Regions from separate parts of the Homo sapiens genome. Here all the other regions are linked to region 1. Evidence: read pairs that join two places in POLR2A ChIA-PET (ENCODE). Cell type or tissue: HepG2. All regions are shown on one strand. Region 1 has its middle 5.0 kb from the start of UPK1A. Region 2 has its middle 2.4 kb from the start of GAPDHS. Region 3 has its middle 7.2 kb from the start of LINC01766.

Region 1 (2,500 bases):
GAGATCAGCCTGGGCAATATGGGCAAACTCCATCTCTACAAAAGAATACAAAAATTAGCTGGGTGTGGTGGCATATGCCTGTAGTCCCATCTACTTGAGAGGCTGGGGTGGGAGGATCTCTTGAGCCTGGGAGTTCAAGGCTGCAGTAAGCTGTGATCAGGCCACTGCACTCCAGGCTGGGTGACAGAGTGAGGTCTTGTGTCAAAAAAAAAATTAAAAAAAAAAAAATAATAAAATGAGAAAGATTAGAACATTTGGAAAAAATGCAGGCTGGCGTGCGGTGGCTCAGGCCTGTAATCCCAGCACTTTGGGAGGCTAAGGCGGGCAGATCACCTGAGCTCAGGAGTTGAGACCAGCCTGGGCAACATGGTGAAACCCCGTCTCTATCAAAAACAAACAAACAAACAAAAAACTAGCTGAGTATGGTGGTCTATGCCTGTGGTCCTAGCTACTTGGGAGGCTGAGGTAGGAGGATGGCTTGAGTCTGGGCGGCGGAGGCTGCAGTAAACTGAGATTACGCCACTACATGCCAGCCTAGGTGACAGAGTAAGACCTTATCTCAAAAAAAAAAAAAAAGCTGAAAAGGGGAATTAAATATATATTTCCAAATCTGCCCGCATGGAAATTACATTCCAGTGGTGCAATGATGAAGGATAACATTTGGCATGTTAGCGGTAAGTGCTTAAGAAACAAGGCCAGGTGTGGTGGCTCACACCTGTAATCCCAGCACTTTGGGAAGCCGAGCTGGGTGGATCACAAAGTCAGGAGATGGAGACCATCCTGGCCAACATGGTGAAACCCCGTCTCTACTAAAAATACAAAAATTAGCTGGGCGTGGTGGCGCGTGCCTGTAATCCCAGCTACTTGGGAGGCTGAGGCAGAAGAATCGCTTGAACCAGGGAGTCTGAGGTTGCAGTGAGCTGAGATTGCGCCACTGCACTCCAGCCTGGTGACAGAGAGACTCCATCTCCAAAAACTAAAAAAATAAATAAAAATTGAAAAAAGAGAAAGAAACAAAAGGAGTGAAGGGGCACAAAGATGGAGGAGCTGAAGGTGAAGGCTGAGTGGTCAGAGAAGGCCTCGCTAAATGAAGACCTGAAGGCAGTGAGGGGTGAGCTTGTGGACAGCTGGTGGCCAAACATTCCAGGTCGAGCAAACAGCAAGTGTAAAGGATCCGGGGTTGGAGCCAGCCTGGTGTGTCGAAATACATTTGCTCACAGTTCCTGTGCACTGAAGAGGCCAGTGTGGCAGGGGCTGTGTGAGCAAAAGGGCACCATATCCAATCAGATCAATATATTTACAAATACTTCTAGATGCATGAGCTATCTCTAAAGGAATGTACAGGAAACACTGGCACTGGTGGCAAACCCTGGGCAGAATCAGGCAGCTGGACTCAAGGAGTCCAGCACCTTGACTTTTCACTGGCCGTCCTGTTTCATTTGAAATTTTCATGGTGTTGGCTGGGTGTGGTGGCTCATGCCTGTAATCCCAGCACTTTGGGAGGCCGAGGTGGATGGTTAACCTGAGGTCACGGAGTTCAAGACCAGCCTGGTCAACACGGTGAAACTACTCTCTAAATCGCTACTAAAAATACAAAAAATTAGCTGGGTGTGGTGGCAAGCGCCTGTAATCCCAGCGTTTTGGAAGGCTGAGGCAGAATTGCTTGAACCGGGAGGTGGAGGTTGCAGTGAGCAGAGATCACATCACTGCACTCCAGTCTGGACAACAGAGCAAGACTCCATTTCAAAAAAAAAATTTTTTTTTCATGGTGTTTAAGTTCTTTGCTACTTCCAACCCACGCCATAACCTCCCACGATCCCTCAAGCTCCCTGTGTGTGCACTAAGGTCCTGTTTACAGCCACTTTTTTTTTTTTTGAGACGGAGTTTCGCTCTTGTTGCCTAGGCTGGAGTACAATGGCACAATCTCGGGTCACAGCAACCTCCACCTCCTGGGTTCAAGCAATTCTCCTGCCTCAGCATCCAGAGTAGCTGGGATTACAGGCATGCACCACCACGCCTGGCTCATTTTGTATTTTTAGTAGAGACGGGGTTTCTCCATGTTGGTCAGGCTGGTCTGGAACTCCCGACCTCAGGTTATCTGCCTGCCTCGGTCTCCCAAAGTGCTGGCATTACAGGCGTGAGCCACCGCGCCCGGCCCCTACAGCCACTTTTCTTCATGAGCAGCTATTTCACAAGATCTATCTCTGGGGCCATTTTTCTCCATACAAGAATCATCCCTGCTCATGTGAATGCATCAGACAAGTTTGTAACCATTTGAAGTTTTGTTTTTGTTTTTTGGGGATGGAGTCTCGCTCTGTCGCCCAGGCTGGAGTACAGTGGTGTGATCTCAGCTCACTGCAACCTCCACCTCCCAGGTTCAAGTGATTCTCCTGCCTCAGCCTCCCCAGTAGCTGGGATTAGGGGCACGCACCACCACACCTGGCTAATTTTTGTATTTTTATAGTTTTTTTTGTATTTTTAGAAGAGATGGGGTTTTACC
Region 2 (2,500 bases), 130 kb after region 1:
AAAGTAGCCAGGTGTGGTGGTGCATGCCTGTTGTCCCAATTATTAGGGAGGCTGAGGTGGGAGGATCACTTGAGCCTAGGAGGTCAAGGCTGCAGTGAGCTGTGATTGTGTCACTGCACTCCAGCTGGGAGACAGAGCAAGACCCTGTCTGAAAAAGGCGTTAGCCCAATAAACTATACCTGAATGAATAAATGTCAATTCCTCAGGTTTCATCTGATCGCTAATCTTTTCTTTTCTTTTCTTTTTTTTGAGACAGAGTTTCGCTCTTGTTGCCTAGGCTGGAGTGCAATGGTGCGATCTCAGCTCACCGCAACCTCCGCCTCCTGGGTTCAAGTGATTCTCCCGCCTCAGCCTCCTGAGTAGCTGGGACTACAGGCGTGCGCCACTACACCTAGCTAATTTTTTTTTTGTTTTTGTATTTTTAGTAGAGACGGGGTTTCACCATGTTGGCCAGGCTGATCTCAAACTCCTGACCTCAGGTGATCCATCTGCCTCGGCCTCCCAAAGTGGTGGGATTACAGGCGTGAACCACCTCGCCCGGCCCTGATCGCCAATCTTATCAAACTCTTCACGTTATATCTTCTCGCAGCACCCATTCTTTTCCTTGTAGCTTTTCATGTAGTTTGTCATGATCTACTGATTGGTTTATTTGTTCGATGTCTCCCCCTTGGGCTCTAAGCCCCTCACAGGGCTCCTGTTCTTGTTTGTTTGTTCACGACTGTGCCTCCAGCACTTAGAACAATACAAAGCAGGTTTTCAATGAACGTCTGACAAAGAACAAGTGGACAAACAGCTCCCTCCCCTGCAGCCCCGGGGTAGGGGTTTGCTTGCACCTCAGTGACTCACAGGCAGGCACCATCACCTGCACAGCAGGTTGACACGCAGCTGTGACCAAGGTTCAGGGGGAGTGGGGGTTTGTGCCAGGAAGGAGTCACCATCCCAGAGAGGGATGGATGCAAGAAGGGGCAGAATGACATAACCTCTTCCTTCCGCCAACATCCATGAGAAATTCATTTGCCAAGCACCTGCCATGGGACCAGGGCAGGGTGAGGCTCTCCTGCTTTGATGGCCTGGGAGAAGAAAGTAAACTAAGTGTACAGGTGAGGAGGTTTTAACGAACCGAGACCAAAACACAGATGATTAATTAAACAAAGGGAGCTACATTTTGGTGTACAATCAAGGAGGTGAAAAATATAACCTCAACAAAACCAGGATTCAAAAGGGGCTGATTTTGGCTGGGTGCAGTGGCTCACACATGTAATCCCAGCACTTTGGGAGGCCGAGGCAGGTAGACCACCTGAGGTCAGGAGTTTGAGACCAGCCTGGCCAACATGGTGAAACTCCATCTCTACTAAAAATACAAAAATTAGCCAGGTGTAGTGGCATGCATCTGTAATCCTAGCTACTCGGGAGGCTGAGGCAGGCGAATCACTTGAACCTGGGAGGCGGAGGTTGCAGTGAGCCGAGATTGCCACTGCACTCCAACCTGGGCAACAGAGTGATACTTCATAAAAAAAATAAATAAAATAAAGAAAGGACAACTCCAGGCCATTCTCAGTTATGGAGCCAGATGCTGAAGTCCTGAATCGAATCGTGCCACATGGGAATAGAGAGACAGAGGAGAGGGACTGAGGCTGGCAGAAGATGAAAGGATGGGGTGGAGAGGGATAGAGAAGATGGAACACAGTTCAGGCCAGGCACAGTGGCTCACGCCTGTAATCCCTGCCCTTGGGGAGGCCGAGGTGGGCGGATCACCTGAGGTCAGGGGTTCGAGACCAGCCTGGCCAACATGGTGAAACCCCGTCTCTACTGAAAGTACAAAAATTAGCTGGGCATCATGGCAGGTGCCCGGCTAATCCCAGCTACTCGGGAGGCTGAGGCAGAAGAATCACTTGAACCCGGGAGGCGGAGGTTGCAGTGAGCCGAGATCATGCCACTGCATGCCAGCCTGGGGGATAGAGTGAGACTCTCCCTCCAAAAACACAAAAAGAAGATGGAACACAGTTCAAAGTGGGAGAAATCCCACCTCTTGATCTCTGGGTGGGTTAGGATTCTGACACTCATCACCCACTCTTCTCTGCCCAGCCACCTCCTGGTATGGGAAACTCCATCATTTCGGCCCTGGACCAGGGCAGAAAAACCACACCTGAGTTTGCCCAGGAATTTGGCTTTGTCCCTGGAGTGTGAAACCGGGAAACAGATTTGATGAGCTCAAGCTTGGAGAGGTGGCACACTTAGTCACCCTCTATAGGCAGAGCCCAGAGAAGGCAGAAGCTTCTGGATATCTGTCCTGGGATGCCTGTCTTTGGGTGGAGTCAAGTGTCCAGGAGCTGGAGAGGAACCCCGGGTCCTCTGAGGGGAGTGGGCCTTGGCGCCTTTGTTTGAGCAAAGCCTGAAAACACGTGCAGATTCTCGCCACACCTGGGCACCCACACACATAGCTCTGCCACCTCCAGCTGCTCACACCCTGCACATTGTTCCTGCCTGGCCTTCCCACCAG
Region 3 (2,500 bases), 56 kb after region 1:
GAATCATGAGGTTTTGATATGGTTTGGCTGTCCCCACCCAAATCTCATCTTGAATTGTAGTTCCCCAAATCCCCATGTGTTGTGGGAGGGACCTAGTGGGAGGTAATCGAATCATGGGGGTGGTTACCCCCATGCTGCTGTTCTTGAGATAGTGAGTTCTCACGAGATCTGATGGTTTTATAAGGGGCTTTTCCCTCTTTGCTTGGCACTTCTCCTTCCTGCTGCCATCTGAGGAAGGACGTTTTTGCTTTCTTTTCCACCATGATTTTAAGTTCCCTGAGGCCTCCCCAACCCTGCGGAACTGTGAGTCAATTAAACCTCTTTCCTTTATAAATTACCCAGTCTTGGGCAGTTCTTTTCAGCAGCGTGAGAACAGACTAATACAGGTTTACAAATTTGGAAAGGAGAGCTTTATTTCTCATAAAGAGTTGCAGCCTGCAGCCGGGCCATCTCACAGGCCGAGAAGTGTAGCCTCCGGTAGAAGCTGAGAGCAGGCACCTCCAGTAAGGGAAGGATAAGGTCAGAGTTAACGCTGAATGGCTTGGCTCAGTATACATATTCAACAGGTTATAGGAGGAGCTATGAATATTCATGAAGGGAAGGTACAGCACATGTGTAGTAACATCCCATATTCACTTTTTTTTTTTTTTTTTTTTTTTTTTGAGATGGAGTCTTACTCTGTCACCCAGGCTGTAGTGTAGTGGTGCGATCTCAGCTCACTGCAACCTCTCTTTCCCAGGGTTCAAGCAATTCTCCTGCCTCAGCCTCATGAGTAGCTGGGATTACAGGCACCCATCACCATGCCTGGCTAATTTTTTTATTTTTAGTAGAGACAGGGTTTCACCATGTTGGCCAGGCTGGTCTCAAACTCCTGACCTCAGGTGATCCGCCCACCTTGGCCTCCCAAAGTGCTGGGATTACAGGCGTGAGCCACCGTGCCAGGCCCCATGTTCACTTTGGAGTGGAGACTTAACACTTAAATGTATTACAATTAGGCCCTATACATCAAAAGGTGATGCAGAGGACACAAAGGCCCTTTGTGTGCAGCCTCTGTAGACTGGCCAGAGCCACACCCCGTGGTTAGGTGGCCTCTGATCAGGAAGGAATGCTGGTCAGTTGTTATGTTGAAACCACAAAAGGGAGGAGCAGCCATGTATTTCAGGCCATTGGTTGAAATTAGCAGTGAATGAGTCTTTCAATAGGGCTGGTTTCTGTTTAACCCTTAGGGAAGAAAGCTTCATGGCAGTCAGCAAGGGAGGAGGTAGAATGAGGTGTGCCCGACCACCCGTTCAGTCACGGCTAGGAACTCAGCTTTTAGTGTTTCTCTGTAGGCCCCTTGGCCAAGACAGTGTTCATTCAGCCAGTTGGCGGACTTAGGATTTTATTTTTGTCACGTGCGTCCGTGTGAAGAGACCATCAAACAGGCTTTGTGTGAGCAGTAAAAGCTTTTTAATCACCTGGGTGCAGGCGGACTGAGTCCGAAAAAGGAGTCAGCAAAGGGAGATAGGAGTGAGGCAGTTTTATAGGATTTGGGTAGGTAGTGGAAAATTACAGTTAAAGGGGGTTGTTCTCTTGCAGGCAGGGGCGGGGGTCACAAGGTGCTCGGTGGGGAGCTCCGGAGACTTATTGTCCAGGAGAAGGAATGTCACAAGGTAATGTCATCAGTTAAGGCAGGAGCTGGCCATTTTCACTTGTTTTTGTGGTTCTTCAGTTGCCTCAGGCCATCTGGATGTATACATGCAGGCTTGGGCTCAGACACCTGACAATTTTTATTTCTCACAGGTCTCTTATTTACAGCCTCCTGACAAGGATTCTTTGCTTGGCCAAACTTTAGTCAGGCTTCTGAACCTGGGCCGGGCCCAGTGGCTCATGCCTGTAATCCCAGGACTTTGGGAGGCTGAGGCAGGTGGATCACCTGATCTCAGGAGTTTGAGACCAGCCTGGCCAACATGGAGAACCCCAGCTCTACTAAAAATATAAAAATTAGCCGGGCGGCCAGGCGCGGTGGCTCACGCCTGTAATTCCTACACTTTGGGAGGCCAAGGCAGGTGGATCACCTGGGGTCAGGAGTTTTAAGACCAGCCTGGCCAACATGATGAAATCCCATCTCTACTAAAAATAAAAAAATTAGCCAGGCGTGGCGGCAGGCGCATGTAATCCCAGCTACTCAGGAGGTGGAGGCAGGAGAATCACTTGAACCTGGGAGGCAGAGGTTGCAGTGAGCCGAGATCATGCCACTGTACTCCAGCCTGAGTGAGAGAGCGAGACCCCGTCTCAAAAAAAAAAAAAAAAGAAAAGAAAAGAAAAAAAAAAAAAAAAAAAAAAGAAAGGCTGGGCACGGTGGCTCACGCCTATAATTCCAGCACTTTGAGAGGCCGAGGCGGGCATATCACGAAGTCAGGAGTTCAAGACCAGCCTCACCAACATGGTGAAACCCCATCTCTATTAAAACTATAAAAAATTAGCTGGTTGAGGTGGTGAGCACCTGTAATCCTAGCTA

What was found. ChIA-PET counts read pairs that join two places held together with the same protein. Peaks named below come from ENCODE experiments on the same cell type or tissue, not always from the same donor. Only the 100,000 strongest peaks of a DNase experiment are listed, where the experiment ranks them.
Region 2: POLR2A ChIA-PET joins it to region 1 with 7 read pairs; 5 of 35 experiments call an interaction of 5 or more read pairs at or near these places.
Region 3: POLR2A ChIA-PET joins it to region 1 with 5 read pairs; 7 of 35 experiments call an interaction of 5 or more read pairs at or near these places.

The regions. Positions count from the first base shown.
Region 1 is chr19:35,660,261-35,662,760 of GRCh38, reverse strand. No RefSeq gene overlaps it. Among named protein-coding and RNA genes, the nearest start is that of UPK1A, 5.0 kb to the left of the region's middle. In HepG2, no CTCF peak of the experiment used is centred here; a DNase peak (open chromatin) is centred at 1,180.
Region 2 is chr19:35,529,812-35,532,311 of GRCh38, reverse strand. No RefSeq gene overlaps it. Among named protein-coding and RNA genes, the nearest start is that of GAPDHS, 2.4 kb to the left of the region's middle. In HepG2, no CTCF peak of the experiment used is centred here; no DNase peak of the experiment used is centred here; H3K27me3 peaks cover 606 bases.
Region 3 is chr19:35,603,861-35,606,360 of GRCh38, reverse strand. No RefSeq gene overlaps it. Among named protein-coding and RNA genes, the nearest start is that of LINC01766, 7.2 kb to the right of the region's middle. In HepG2, no CTCF peak of the experiment used is centred here; a DNase peak (open chromatin) is centred at 1,100; H3K4me3 peaks cover 347 bases; H3K27me3 peaks cover 36 bases.